Regions from separate parts of the Homo sapiens genome. Here region 1 is linked to region 2. A link is a loop called in an ENCODE intact Hi-C map of the cell type or tissue named here. Cell type or tissue: IMR-90. All regions are shown on one strand. Each heading gives the region's core, and the rest is flanking DNA. Links, peaks and the distances in the headings are about the cores only.

What was found. Hi-C counts contacts between places; a loop is a spot of excess contacts. Peaks named below come from ENCODE experiments on the same cell type or tissue, not always from the same donor. Only the 100,000 strongest peaks of a DNase experiment are listed, where the experiment ranks them.
Region 1: it touches region 2 in a loop (3-fold over the local background); 7 of 110 quality-filtered maps call a loop at or near these places.

Annotation. Positions count from the first base shown.
Region 1 is chr6:25,714,920-25,721,818 of GRCh38, forward strand. No RefSeq gene overlaps it. Among named protein-coding and RNA genes, the nearest start is that of H2AC1, 8.2 kb to the right of the region's middle. In IMR-90, for the core only: CTCF peaks have their summits at 3,427 (motif pointing left) and 5,690; no DNase peak of the experiment used is centred there.
Region 2 is chr6:25,261,985-25,268,883 of GRCh38, forward strand. No RefSeq gene overlaps it. Among named protein-coding and RNA genes, the nearest start is that of CARMIL1, 14 kb to the right of the region's middle. In IMR-90, for the core only: a CTCF peak has its summit at 3,886 (motif pointing right); a DNase peak (open chromatin) is centred at 3,887.

The DNA.
Region 1 (6,899 bases), core at 797-5,796, 450 kb after region 2:
TCCACACATCAAAACATTATTCACCTTCAAGCACAGCTCAAAGCTCACTTCTTCCAGGAGGCAGTCCCTGATTAATCAGATGGAAGTGGTCACTTCCCCTCAGGAAATGAGACAGCTGCTCTATGAAGAAAAGAGCATTAGACTGAGAATCAGAAGGGCTGAACCCAAATCCCAGCTTTGCTAAGAACTCATTGAGGGACTATATTAGTTTCCTAGAGCTTCCATAAGAAAGTATCACATACTAGGTGGCTTTAAACAATAGAAATGTATCATTTTACAGTTCTGGAGGCTGGAAATCTGAAATTAAGGTGTTAGCAGAGCTGTTTCCTTCTGAAAGCTATGAGGGAGAATCTCTTTCATGTCTCTTTCCTAGCTTCTGTTGGTTTACTGGCAATCTTTGGTGTTCCTTGGCTAGTAGAAGTGCTACCCTGATGTCTGCCTTTATCTTCACATGGCATTCTCCCTGTTTGCATGTCTGGCTCTGTATCCAAATTTCCTCTTTTTATAAGGACACCATTCATATTGGATTAGGGGCCCACCCTATGCCAGTATGACTTCATCTTAACTAATTACATTTGCAATGATCCTATTTACAAATAGGTTGTATTCTGAGGTACTGAGGGTTAGACTTCAAGATCTGAATTTGGAGAGTATGCAATTCAACCTGTAACAGGGCCCATAGGAAAAAAAAAATCCCTCTCAGTTTCCTGACCTATAAAATAGAGGTAAAGTAGAAATAACTACTCACGGAATCCTTGGAAGGATTAGTGTAGGTAGTTACCTAGCTCTGTGGCTCAGTGGATGCATATGTTAGATTCCATATGTTATCATTTTTATTTTCTGCTGTCTTATTATGCTTTTTACACCTATATATGAGTGGAAGCAGAGAGGAGAGAAGACCCAAACATAATTGATGGTTCCTCCCTGGGGGAAGTGGGGACACCATAACAGCTTCCTTCAGTGAGGCACCAAGCTAGGCAAGGACACAAGCCGTAAGCAAAGAGCTTACAGTCTGTTGGAGGGATTGCAGTGCCAGATGACCCAGCACAACTCATGAGTTAATGTTTGAAAGGTGTAGTGGTCTTTCCCTCAGTTCTTCAGCTGCTGCCTGGGACGCAGGATTTACTTCAGTGGAGTCAGTTATGAGATGCGGCAAGAAGAGAAAGTGCTCTCCAAGTGCGTGTTTATTTTACTGCAAATTTCATTTTCAGATGCATGTTTGTGTAAAATGCCTGTACATTTCCTTTGGACCATCTGCTGTGGAAGTAATAGGTCAGATTCAAGGGTGCTCTTTCCCTGCGGGCGTGGGGTCAGACCGATTCAGATCTTGTTCTCTTACACAGGCAGGGAGCCCAAAACTTGCCTCTGCTGTCCTTCTCTGAGAGTCTACCAAATGGCTTCCTTACTATTGTTGCACAACACTACACATAATTTTAAATTATATCACCCACAATTTCTTTTAGAAGCTCCACAGAAAGACGTCCATAAAATTAGCCCTAGTAGGGTTCTTATTGTTTCATTAAAGGTTTCTGGTAACTTTCTGATGTGATGGAACAGTCATAACTACAAATTTTATACATTTTGGATACATGACATAGGCGTTTGCTTTCTTTTTAGAAAAACGTGAAACTAGGAAGGGAGTGTATTCAGAACTGAGCTCCCTACCTGGCTGATGACAGAAGCATGGGCAGTGGAGGAGCCAGTAAGTGATCTCCCAGGCATTCAGCTCACTCAGCCCCGTAGCCTCCCTTAGAGTGCTTTTCCATGCTTGTGTCTTAAACAATGGGCACAAAGTGATGAATTCGGAATGGACACACAGTAGCTGCTTTTAAGCGTGATTCCACCTGCCTCTAGCTGTCGACATAAGGCCACACTAGAGTAATTTTGTGGCAAATTCTGAGCTTGGTTACAGAACTTTTGGGCAGGCAGGACTCAACAAGCAAATCCCCCCCAGAGGGGGATTATGATTTATATTTGCAAATCACCAAATAAAGTTCACATAAACCTCATGAGAGATTCCTCCTTCCATGCTATAAAGTGGAGGTCAGAAATGTCGAGACTTTCCCCAGGCTCCTCAGGAAGAAAGAAGCAGAGCCAGGACTCACACAGGACTTCTGACTCAAAAGCCTTTTCTCTCATGAGCCACTGGCCATGTGCGGTGGGCAGAAGTGGCTCTTACTCTCCTCCTCAGGAAACTCCCCAGGGCTGAGGGAGGGGATGTGCTGAAGGGTCAGCAGGTGAAAGCAACCCTCACATAGGCCCATTCTGTAGGAAAGGGCAGAGCCCCTGTGCCCCAACATCTACTGCAGCAGAGGCCAGCACTTGAATAAGAAGTGCTGAGGAAGTGACCAGCACTTCTTTCTGAAGCAAGCCTAAATTAAGGGATAGTAAACCCCAGGAAGGAAACTCTGGACTGCTCCACTAGCATGAAGACAGCCAAAAGGGCACCCAGGGTGCTCTGCAACCTTTTGCTCACAGAAGTGGAGGTGCTGAAGGTGCTTACTCTAAACTGAAAAAGGGATATTCTCTGAACTTTCCTCACTCTTTCCCATCCCCAAACTCGCAGACTGTGATAAGCCATAGTTCCACTATTAGACGGTAATCCCCTGCATGGCAAGATCTTTGTATTTCATGGTATTTCCAGAAACTCAAATTGAATCCAACATAGAATAGGCTCTCAGCAAAGGAGTATTAACGATGATATTAGATTTCTCTAGATAGATAAAGATTTCTCAACCCTGGCACTTTTAGCATTTGGGGGCAGATAATTTTTCTTTTTGGGGAGTTGTCCTATGTAAGATGTTTAGTAGCATCCCTGGCCTTGACTATGAGATGCCGGACCCACCACCAGTTGTGACAACCAAAAATGCTTCCCAACATTGCTGAATGACCATTGGTAGCAAAATCAACCTTGGTTGAGAATCACTGCTTTAGAGGAAGAAATGAACTAACATATCTGAGCCTGGGCTATGTGCTGGATGCTTTATTGATGTGATCTCAGTTTGATCTTCACAATAACCCTGTGAGGTAGGTATTACCATGTACAGCTGAACAGACTGAGGCACAGATTATGTAACTGGTTCAAGAACTCTCAGCTTAGATGTAGCAGAGCTAGATTCTGAAGTAGGCCTGTCAGATTCCTATGCTGACAGGAGGCAGAAATAACAACGGAAACAAGATCTGTACAGGCATTCGTGGGTGTTCTACAACTGTTGTTCACATAATCATCATTCTCATGTCTTTTTCAGTTTACTAAAAGGTTGAAGTCTGAATGTATATTTTAAGCACCGATTTCTATTTTTTCTCCGTAGGACTATTAAATGCAGTATTCATAATTTCACTGTAAATTTTCTCCAGTGTCACTTCAGAAATGTATTAAAAGTCAGATATATTTTCACATGGAATGACTACTGGGCTCCCCCTGGTGTTAGCTTTGATTATATTTGACTTTAAAGGAGCTCATGTGTGACCGCATTTCAAATTAATGAGAGCTTTCTCTAAGAGGCAGTTTAAAAAATTCAGCTGGCTCTCATTGATTGCATTATAAAATTGTTTTATTCAGATTTTGCAAATATTATATTTAAGGGCCTAATGTAACTTAAGTTTTATAATGTTACAAAACAACTAATTTGAATTTGTTGTTCAAATTATTTTTTATGGACCCAAAGAGACATTTGAGAATATGGGAGTAACTGGCAAAAACAAACATATACAGTCATGAGCCACATAACAATGTTTTGCTCAATGCCAGACCACATATATAACGGTGGTCCCATATATTATAACACTATATATTTACTGTACCTTTTCTATGTTTAGATATTCAAATACTTACTATTATGTTACAGTTACCCACAGTGTTCACCACAGTAACATGCTGTACAGAAACCCAGGAGAAATAGGCTATACCCTATAGCCTAGGTGTGTAGCAGGCTCTACCATCTAAGTATGTGTAAGTACACTCTGATGTTAATACAACGAAATCGGCTAATGATAAATTTCTTAGAATGTGTATCCCTGTTGATAAGCAATGTATGATAGATGTGTGTGTGTATATATATATACACACACACACATATATATGTATGATAGATGTGTGTGTATATATATATATGGAAATGTTCAGTCTCACTTTGATGAAAAGAAGTGCAAACCAAAATAATGTGGTAATGCTGTACTCTACCAACTAAACAAATTTTTCTTTAAATAACACCAAATTATGTGAGGGCAAAATAAAATTGAAACAGTCATGCTTTGCTACTGGCCTTCTGGTGCAATAATCTGGAATAGTAACAATATGCAGAAAAAGGCATAAAATCTTGTGTATTCTTTGACCTAATCATCCCATATCTAGGAATGGTTTAAACAAATACTTCAGAAGGAGTTAAAGCTATTTTTGCATAGATGTTCATTACAGCATTGATTGCAATAATAAAATATTGGAAACAGCCTAAGTAGTTAACAGTGATCAGCTTGGCCTGGCCTGGTGGCTCATGCCTGTAATCCCAGCACTTTAGGAGGCTGAGGCAGGTGAATCATCACGTGCCTGTAATTTCAGCTACTCGCGAGGCTGAGGCAGGAGAATCATTTGAACCTGGGAGGCAGAGGTTGCAGTGAGGGGGATGTTGTGCCACTAGACTCCAGCCTGGGTGACAGAGTGAGACTCCGTCTCGAAAAAAGAAAAAAAAATTCCCCCCAAAATATCCCAAACAATGAAAGATGGTATATTTAACTAAATTATGGTACAACCACTTTAGTATAGTTGCAGTTAAGGTGGGCTTTAGAGTCAGACTATCTGGGTTGAAATGCTGGCTCCAGTGCTAGTTCTGTTGCTCCAAAGAAGTTGAATCTCTTCATTGGTAAGGTGGGTATAATAGTAGTACCTAGCTATAGGATTGTTTTGAGGATTAAACAAGATCAAGTGCATAACACATTTAGAAAAAAATGTGTGGTACAAAGTGCTCAGTATATGTCTTGATGCAGCTATTGAAATTGAGAATTTAAAAATAAGAATTATAAAATTACATAACCACTTAAAAATCTAATGTTATGATATATTTCAAAAAACATGATATTGAAAGAGAAAAATGTTCTCTATAAGCATAAAGGTTGGTGGAAAAAATACAAAAATAAGAATAAATATGTCAAAATGGGAAATGATTGATGACCTTTCCACTCTCAATTTTCTATTTTACTATTATCACTTAAATACTAAAAAGTAAGCAGCTGGAACTCAGAAAAAAGTGTTTTAATTTATGTATTCAACCAGTCATTAATTGGTGTCTTCTGTGTTTTAGGCACTGCAAAATTTGGCTCAACAATTAAAACATTCTCATAAAAAGCTTTATAGTTTTATAAATATACAAAGCTTTGTATTTTAGTAGAAGAGACAGGCATAAACATTAACACCTTTAACTAGAATGTGCAACAAGGTCACCAGAAGGACATCTAAATGACTCTAAGATGGGAGGGGGGGAATCGTCAAGGAAAGCTTCACAAATGATGTAATGTATAAACGTATCCTTGAAGGACGCATAGAAACTAATTAAACGAAGAACGGCAAGAACATTCTAGAAAAGTTACACAACTCATAAAGACACAGGTGAATTAAAGTGCAATGGGTTCAAGGAACTGCAAGTAGATTGGTTATGACCACAGCATAGGAGAGTGTGGTAAGAGCCTGGTGAGACAGCTAGGGGGAGCAGTTGAGAGATGTTAATCGGAGAAATGGCAAAGGGAGAGAAGTCCTTATGTATGTAAGACTTGATGATGGGGGGTATGTGGGTGGTGAGTAAGAATAAGGAACTTCGGCTCCAGGAGGACAGGATCTCATCTGATGTGTACAGCACTGTTTCTCCAATGCTGGAAATATCTATCAAAGAGACACTGCAGGAGAAAGAAAACACCGTATGCATGTAGATGTTTGTTTCAGCATTATTTATAATAGTAAAACGATTAGAACTGTGCCTGATACTTCGTAAACTCTCAATATCATAAATCTATGACTCTAAAGTTTAGGGAAGAGGCCGGGCGCGGTGGCTCATGCCTGTAATCCCAGCACTTTGGGAGACCGAGGTGGGCGGATCACCTGAGGTCAGGGTTGGAGATCAGCCTCACCAACACATAGTGAAACCCTGTCTCTACTAAAAATACAAAAGCTAGGCGTAGTGGCACAAGCCTATAGTCCCAGCTACTTGGGAAGCTGAGGCAAGAGAATCGCGTGAATCCAGGAGGCGGAAATTGCAGTGAGCCAAGATAGTGTGGCTGCAATCCAGCCTGGGCGACAGAGAGAAACTCCGTCTCTCAAAAAAAAATATAATAATATTTTTTAAAAAAATAAAGTTTAGGGTAGAGGACTCAGGTTTCTTTGGGACACTTAAGCATATAGATGACAATTAATAACATACATTTTAGAGACAGATAGAAACAGAGGCATACTGGTAGACTGACAGAGACACAGTAAGAGGTTTATGGTTTTGCTATTAAACTCATGAATTATGCTTTAGTGTGTTTTTAACATTCCAATATGTGGTAGGGGTGATTACCTTTTTCCAAGACAGACATATTAAAATATACACTATAATTGTGAATGTATTCTTTGTCATACATTTCTGCTGTTTGTTTTCTATAAAGCTGTGTTTTGGGGTGTTAACACAATGAGAAATAGTGTATCTACCTATATTTTCCGCTTTTAATTTTCAAATTACTTTTTCATTAAATATTATCTCTGCCATTAATTTTGCAAAATAATTTTTTTGGGGGACAGTTTTGTCTGGAATGTAATTTTTCCACTCCTTTTCTTCTAAATGTTCTTCTGTGCCAATAAATTTTAGGTATTTTATAACCAAGGTATAGCTGTGTTTTACTCCTAGTCAAATACTGTCTTTTAAATGGCAAAT
Region 2 (6,899 bases), core at 976-5,975:
CCGGGAGGCGGAGCTTGCAGTGAGCCAAGATAGCGCCACTGCACTCCAGCTTGGGTGACAGAGCGAGACACCGTCTCAAAACAAACAAACAAACAACAACAAAAAAAATTAAACCATGTAACCAATAGAGATGTGTGTGTGTGTGTGTGTGTGTGTGTGTGTGTGTGTGGTGTTGTGTGTGGTTAGGCAAGCAAAAACAACAAAAAGCAAGCAAACAATAAATCTAACATTTAGGATCAAAATATTATTTGAGGGAGATGCAATGGGATGAGACAAGAAAGGCACATGTAGATAAATATAGGTTACTTATTCTGATTGTTGGGTTGGATGTTTATTATATTATTGAATGGTATTGTGAATGGATCAAGGATGATGGCATATAAACACCCAAAGTTTATGGTTAACACAATTCTGTGCATCTGAAGTGCAGGAGAACAAGGTGGGAAGTAAAAAAGAAGAGTAGAAAAGAACACAGCATTATGAAGTCTGTGGCAGAAAACAATATAACTTTCTAGAGCATAAAAAAAAGGCCAATGTGAGCACGGCTGGAACTGGAGGACGTTATGTTAAGTGAAATAAGCCAGGAACAGAAAGTTAAACACCACATGTTCTCACACATATGTGGAAGCTAAAAAAAAAAAAAATGTTGAGCTCATAGAAGTAAAAAGTAGGACAGAGGATACCAGAGGCTGGGGAGGGTCATGGGAAGGGTGGGTCGGGGGCAGGATAGGGAGAGATTTGTTAAAGGACAAAATTACAGGTAGATAGGAGGAATAAGTTCTATTGTTCTATACCACTGTAGGTAATACATAGTTTCGAATAGCTAGAGGAGGAGGAGGATACAGAATGTTCCCAACCCAAGAAATGACCATTGTTTCAGATGATGGATATGCTAATTACCCTGATCTAATCACCATACATTATGTTTCAAAACAATACTATATACCCCCATGAATATGTACAATTATTATTTGTCAGTTTAAAGGTTTTTAAAAGATTAAAATTAAAAAAAAAAAGAAAAAAACCCGGCCGGGCGCCGTGGCTCACGCCTGTAATCCCAACACTTTGGGAGGCCGAGGCGGGCGGATCATGAGGTCCCGAGATCCAGACCATCCTGGCTACTTTCGTGTCTACTAAAAATACAAACAGGGCCTGTAGTCCCAGCTACTTGGGAGGCTGAGGCAGGAGAATGGCATGAACGCAGGAGGTGGAGCTTGCAGTGAGCTGAGATCGGGCCACTGCACTCCAGCCTGGGCGAGAAAAAAAAAAAAAAAAGAAAGGAAAGAAGAAAGAAAGAAAGAAAGAGAGAGAGAGAGAGAGAGAGAGAGAGAGAGAGAAAGAAAGAAAGAAAGAAAGAAAGAAAGAAAGAAAGAAAGAAAGAAAGAAAGAAAGAAAGAAAAAAGGCCGCCCGGTGCGGTGGCTCATGCCTGTAATCCGAGCACTTTGGAAGACCGAGGCGGGCGGATCACGAGGTCAGGAATTCAAGACCAGCCTGATCAACACAGTGAAACCCCATCTCTACTAAAAACACACAAAAAATTAGCCAGGTGTGGTGGCTGGTGCCTGTGGTCCCAGCTACTTGAGAGGCTGAGGCAGGAGAATTGCTTGAACCCAAGAGGCGGAGATTGCAGTGAACCAAGATAGTGCCACCCCACTCCAGCCTGAGCAACACAGTGAGACTCTGTCTCAGAAAAAAAAGAAAAAAAAACATTTTCTGTGTGCCTGACACATAGAAAATCAGCAAGATGTATCTCTCAGGGCAGACTCTCACTGACTCATCCCATAGAGGCTGTCATTCAAGCATTTATTAAATCATGATGTGAAATGCAACAGTCATAAATTCTGGAATGTTTAACCCATTTAGCACGGGGGAGGGTAGAAAAGTCACATAGTAGCACTCAATAAATGTTAGTTCACATCCCCTTTATAACTGTAAAGTTCTGCAAAGGCAATACTAGTGTTTATTTTCGTATGGAGAAATAAAATAGAACAAGCATGATATCATGAAAACAACACTTAAAATGAGAGTTCTAGCTTTGCCAATAACTAGCTGTATGATATTAGGAAAATTATTCTCACTGGACTCCATCTGTAGTAACTGGAGTTTGGTATATTGGAAATTTCCAAGTGAGTTCCACAAAACACTAATGTCTTTTAGGATGTTAATAGGAGCTAAATGAGAAAGAATCTGTGATCAAGTCCTATTTGTAAGTGGACTGAATGTTTGTGTCCCCCCCAGATTCATATTTTGAAGTCTTCACCTCCTGTATGGCTGTATTTGGAGATGGGGCCTCTAAGGAAGTATTTAAGGTTGAATTAGGTCATAAGGGTGCAGAACTGATCCAATTGGATTAGTGTCATTAATAGAAGAGACATAAGAAGAGCACCTCTCACTCTCTCCAATATCATCCTCCAAGAAAAGACCCTGTGAAGACAAAACAAGAAGGCAGGTATGTGTAAGCCAGGAAGAGAGCCTTCACTGGAAACCTAACAAGTCAGCACCTTGATCTTGAACTTCCAGCCTCCAGACTGTAAGAAAATTAATTTTTCTTGTTTAAGACCCTAGCCCATGATATTTTTTTATGGCAGCCCAAGCTGCCAAATACGGTTTTATGTATAACCCTTCTCAAAGATTTCTAATACTCGGAGAAGTTCTTTTTTTTTTTTTTTTTTTTTTTTTTTTTGAGACGGAGTCTCACTGTCGCCCAGGCTGGAGTGCAGTGGCGCAATCTCGGCTCACTGCAAGCTCCGCCTCCCAGGTTCACGCCATTCTCCTGCCTCAATACTCTAAGAAGTTCTACAGTGAAAAAAAAAAAAAAAAGAAAGAAAGAAAACAAGGGAAATTTATCTAATGTACTGCTTCTGAAACTTATTTGTCTATTAAACACTTTTTTAAAATCACCATCTTTTGAAACAGGGCTTGGGAAACACTAGCCAGGATTTTTCAGTTCTGTCAGTTCTGAAACTAGGATTCCTTCTAAAACCTATACGATGTAACTGATAAAGTTAGATTTAAACATGAGTGAGACTCCACTTATAAACTAGGTTATAACAAGGAAATTCAAAGGAGATTGTAAATGCAGAGGCAGCACAGTGAATGAAGTAAACACTTGAAAAACAGCATCATATGTCATGCGTGGTGGCTCATGCCTGTAATCCCAACATTTTGGGAGGCTGAGTTGGGCGGATCACCTGAGGTCAGGAGTTCGAGACCAGCCTGCCCAACATGGTGAAACCCCGTCTCTATTAAAAATACAAAACTTAGCCAGGTGTGGTGGCAGACACCTGTAATTCCAGCTACTCGGGAGGCTGAGACAGAAGAATTGCTTGAACCCAGGAGGTGGAGGTTGCAATGAGCCGAGATCGCACCACTTCACTCCAGCCTGGGAAACAGAGCTCCATCTCAAGAAAAAAAGAAGGAAGGAAGGAAGGAAGGAAGGAAGGAAGGAAGGAGAGAGAGAGAGAGAGAGAGAGAGAGAGAGAGAGAAAGAAAGAAAGAAAGAAAGAAAGAAAGAAAGAAAGAAAGAAAAGAAAGAAAGGAAAGAAAGAAAGAAAGAAAGAAAGAAAGAAAGAAAGAAAGAAAGAAAGAAAGAAAGAAAGAAAGAAAGACCATCACTGCTTTGTGTGGAGACAGCTTCTGTGTTCTTTCAGGACAACTTGAGAAGTTTTACCAACAAAAACTCTCCTGGGATCTCCATTTGTTCATTCCATAAATATTGAGTGCTTACGGTGTGTCAGGGACTGTTCTAAACACTAGCATGATAGATGGCATCATGAGACACCAACGTGTGTCAGAAGAGAGCTCTCATTGCAAACACTAATTTGTACAGATTTTTAATTGCAGCATGAGCAAAAGTAGCTAGCAACTCTGCTAGTTACCAGCAGATGGCAGTAGCAGTCACTTCTTTACTGGCATTTTAGATTGGGAATGTGTAGAAGCACCACAACCTATCATCAGAACTACTCTGTGGTGTCAATGTGTGACTTAGGGACAGTTATCTAACCCGTCTGGAGTGAAGCTTCCCTATTTAAATACTAGAGATAATAAAAGCACCTACCTCTTAAGTTGTCTCGAGAGTTACATGAGATAAAACACTTGAAGTGCTTTATCTTCAACATGAAGGAAGGGTTAATAAATGCTAGTTATTACTTAGTATGGTTGATACTGTTTTTTTGCCATTTGACAAAATGTCAATTATCCAAAAGAGGAAGAGAAGCAGATGGCTAAAAGTTGTATTGCTTCATAGAGCAATAACAATATCAGCAATAAAGGAAAAGAAAATCTAAATATCTAAAAATATAACAAAGGGTGCAATACAATCTTAAGGTAATCGCTAGAAAGAAAGCAAAAATCTGAGCAGGTTTTTAAATTAGTACTTTTCCAACAGGTCACTTTTAAAGTATTTTGACTGTCTGATAACTCCCTACCTGCGCTGACTCAACATAATTGTGAATTATTTGTAAATTTCCTATTCATCAAAGATGCAGCAGATTTGCGAACAGAGTTTCTAGCTAGATAGCCAAGGGAATCATGGGGCTATTAGACAGCTAACTTTTTTTCTTAAGCTTATTGTTTATTGGAACCAAAGATAAGTTGTTTCAAGGCTAGGACCTCCGGAATGACTCAGTTAAAATGAGCCAGAATTCAGAATTTAGAAGCCTCAGAGCCAGCTTACCTCACTTCTTAAAAATATTTGGAGGAAAACACTAGGGAACTGAGTTGTAATGGGGAGGTGGGTAAGAGGAGTAAAACCCTCTTATATACCCTTGAGAGCTGTTTGAACAGCAAAGATTCCCAAAACAGGGACAAACTATTTCTAGGGATAATCTATATATGCAAATATAACTGTTTATTGAATGAATTCGTCCATATGGGAACGATTATGATGCTTCAGGACATGGATGATTTCACTACAATCTCAAGAGTTCAGTTAAAGAGGAAAACTTTCCATCTGCAATCCAAAACATCCCACACTTTTCTCTAGTAACAAATAGGGAGGTCTCAAAAGACAAGTTATCCTTTTTAGGAGATCTCCACAGCCTGAACTAATGAGCAACTGAACAATAATAATCTCATTTTTATGACAATTCATGTGACGACATTGAACAATGGGAAAATAGGAGATAAGCAATGCTGATGAAATGTGTCAGTGGCTTAGCATCATTGATGGCTATTATTATTTTTACTTCTTATGTGGCCAGATTTTTTAAACAGAAAATTTGGAAAGATTTCTCAGACTGCTATTTTCTCTTTTTAGGTTGACTTATTTATTGCCCCCACTTCAGAAATTACTTTTTGAAATTGCCCCAGATATCAGGTTCCAGAGGACAGAAGCAAACAACAAAGGTTAATCCTGAGTATACAGATATTAATAAAAATAGAAAAGAAATGTGAAAAATAAGTACATTCACTAATAAAAGTAGTTTAGTATTCTTTTTGTGATTGATCAATATGCTAAAAATACAACACACACACACATACACAACAAAGTTAGTAAAACTAAACAAAAACACGTATCGCCCATCATTCAGCATTCACAATACAATGATTTGCTGAAATTTCTCTTAATTTTTTCTATGTTTTATGCCAACTTTATTGTGGTAGCAGATTGTGGTATATTCCCTCCCCTAGAGCATGGAAGGGACCTGTAAATATGATGGGATCTTTCATTATTAGGTTGTGTTATATGTAGTACAGATGACTTTAAGAAAGAGGGACTAGGGTGAGGAGGAAAGGGAGGGAGAGAATTAACCTAATGCATGCAGGGCTTAAAGCCTAGATGACAAGTTGATGGGTACAGAAAACAACCATGGCACTTGTATACCTATGTAACAAATCTGCACGTTCTGCACATGTATCCCAGTACTTAAAGTTAAATAAATAAATAAATAAATAAATAAATAAAGAGAGAGAGAGAGAGAGAGAGAGAGAGAGAGACTAGCCAGGTGCAGTGAGTGGCTCACGCCTGCAATCCCGCACTCTGGGAAGCCAAGGCAGGCAGATTGCTTGAGTCCAGGAGTTTGAGACCAGCCTGAGCAATGTAGTGAAACCCTGTCTCTACTAAAAATACAAAAATGTTAGCCACGCATGGTGGTGTGCACCTGTAATCCCAGCTACTCAGGAGGCTGAGACAGGAGAATCACTTGAGCCTGGGAGGTTGAGGCTGCAGTGAGCCAATATTGTGCCACCGCACTCCAGCCTGGGCAACCACAGTGAGACCCTGTCTCAAAAAAAAAAAAAAAAAAAAAAAGAGAGAGAGAGAGAAAGAGAGACTATACTTGGTGGTCCTGACCTGTCCAGGTGAGTCCTTAAAAAGGACAAGTCTCTTTCTGGTGAAAGAGGTTAGAAGCATGAGAGGAGTTTGATGCAAGAGAGATTCTAGCTTTGCTCACTTTGAAAATGGAAAGGGGCCACATGCCAAGGAAAGTAAGCTGGCCCTCGGAGCTGAGAATGGGCCCTGAGTGACAGCCAGCAAGGAAACAGAGATTTCAGTTCCATAATCACAAGGAACTAAATTCTGTCAACATCCTGAATGAGGTACAAAGCAGATTCTTCCCAATAACCTACAGAAATAAACATTTCTAGTAATATATATATCATTCTGAGAGTTATTTTATCTTTTCTGATTTCCAAAAATAGAATCCCCATGGAATCTGAGGTTAGACAACTGTATGCCTCCTGTTACCACAAGTACACACTCTTTTGTGTCTAGATTTCTTTTTCTTAGCATAATGTTTTTGAGATTCATCCATATTGCCATATATAATATTAGTTCATTTCGTTTTATTGCTGAGTGTTTCTCTCTCTTTATTTTATTTTATTTATTTTTTTGAGACAAGATCTCACTCTGTCACCCAGGCAGGAGTACAGTGGTGGGATCATGGCTCACTGTAGTCTC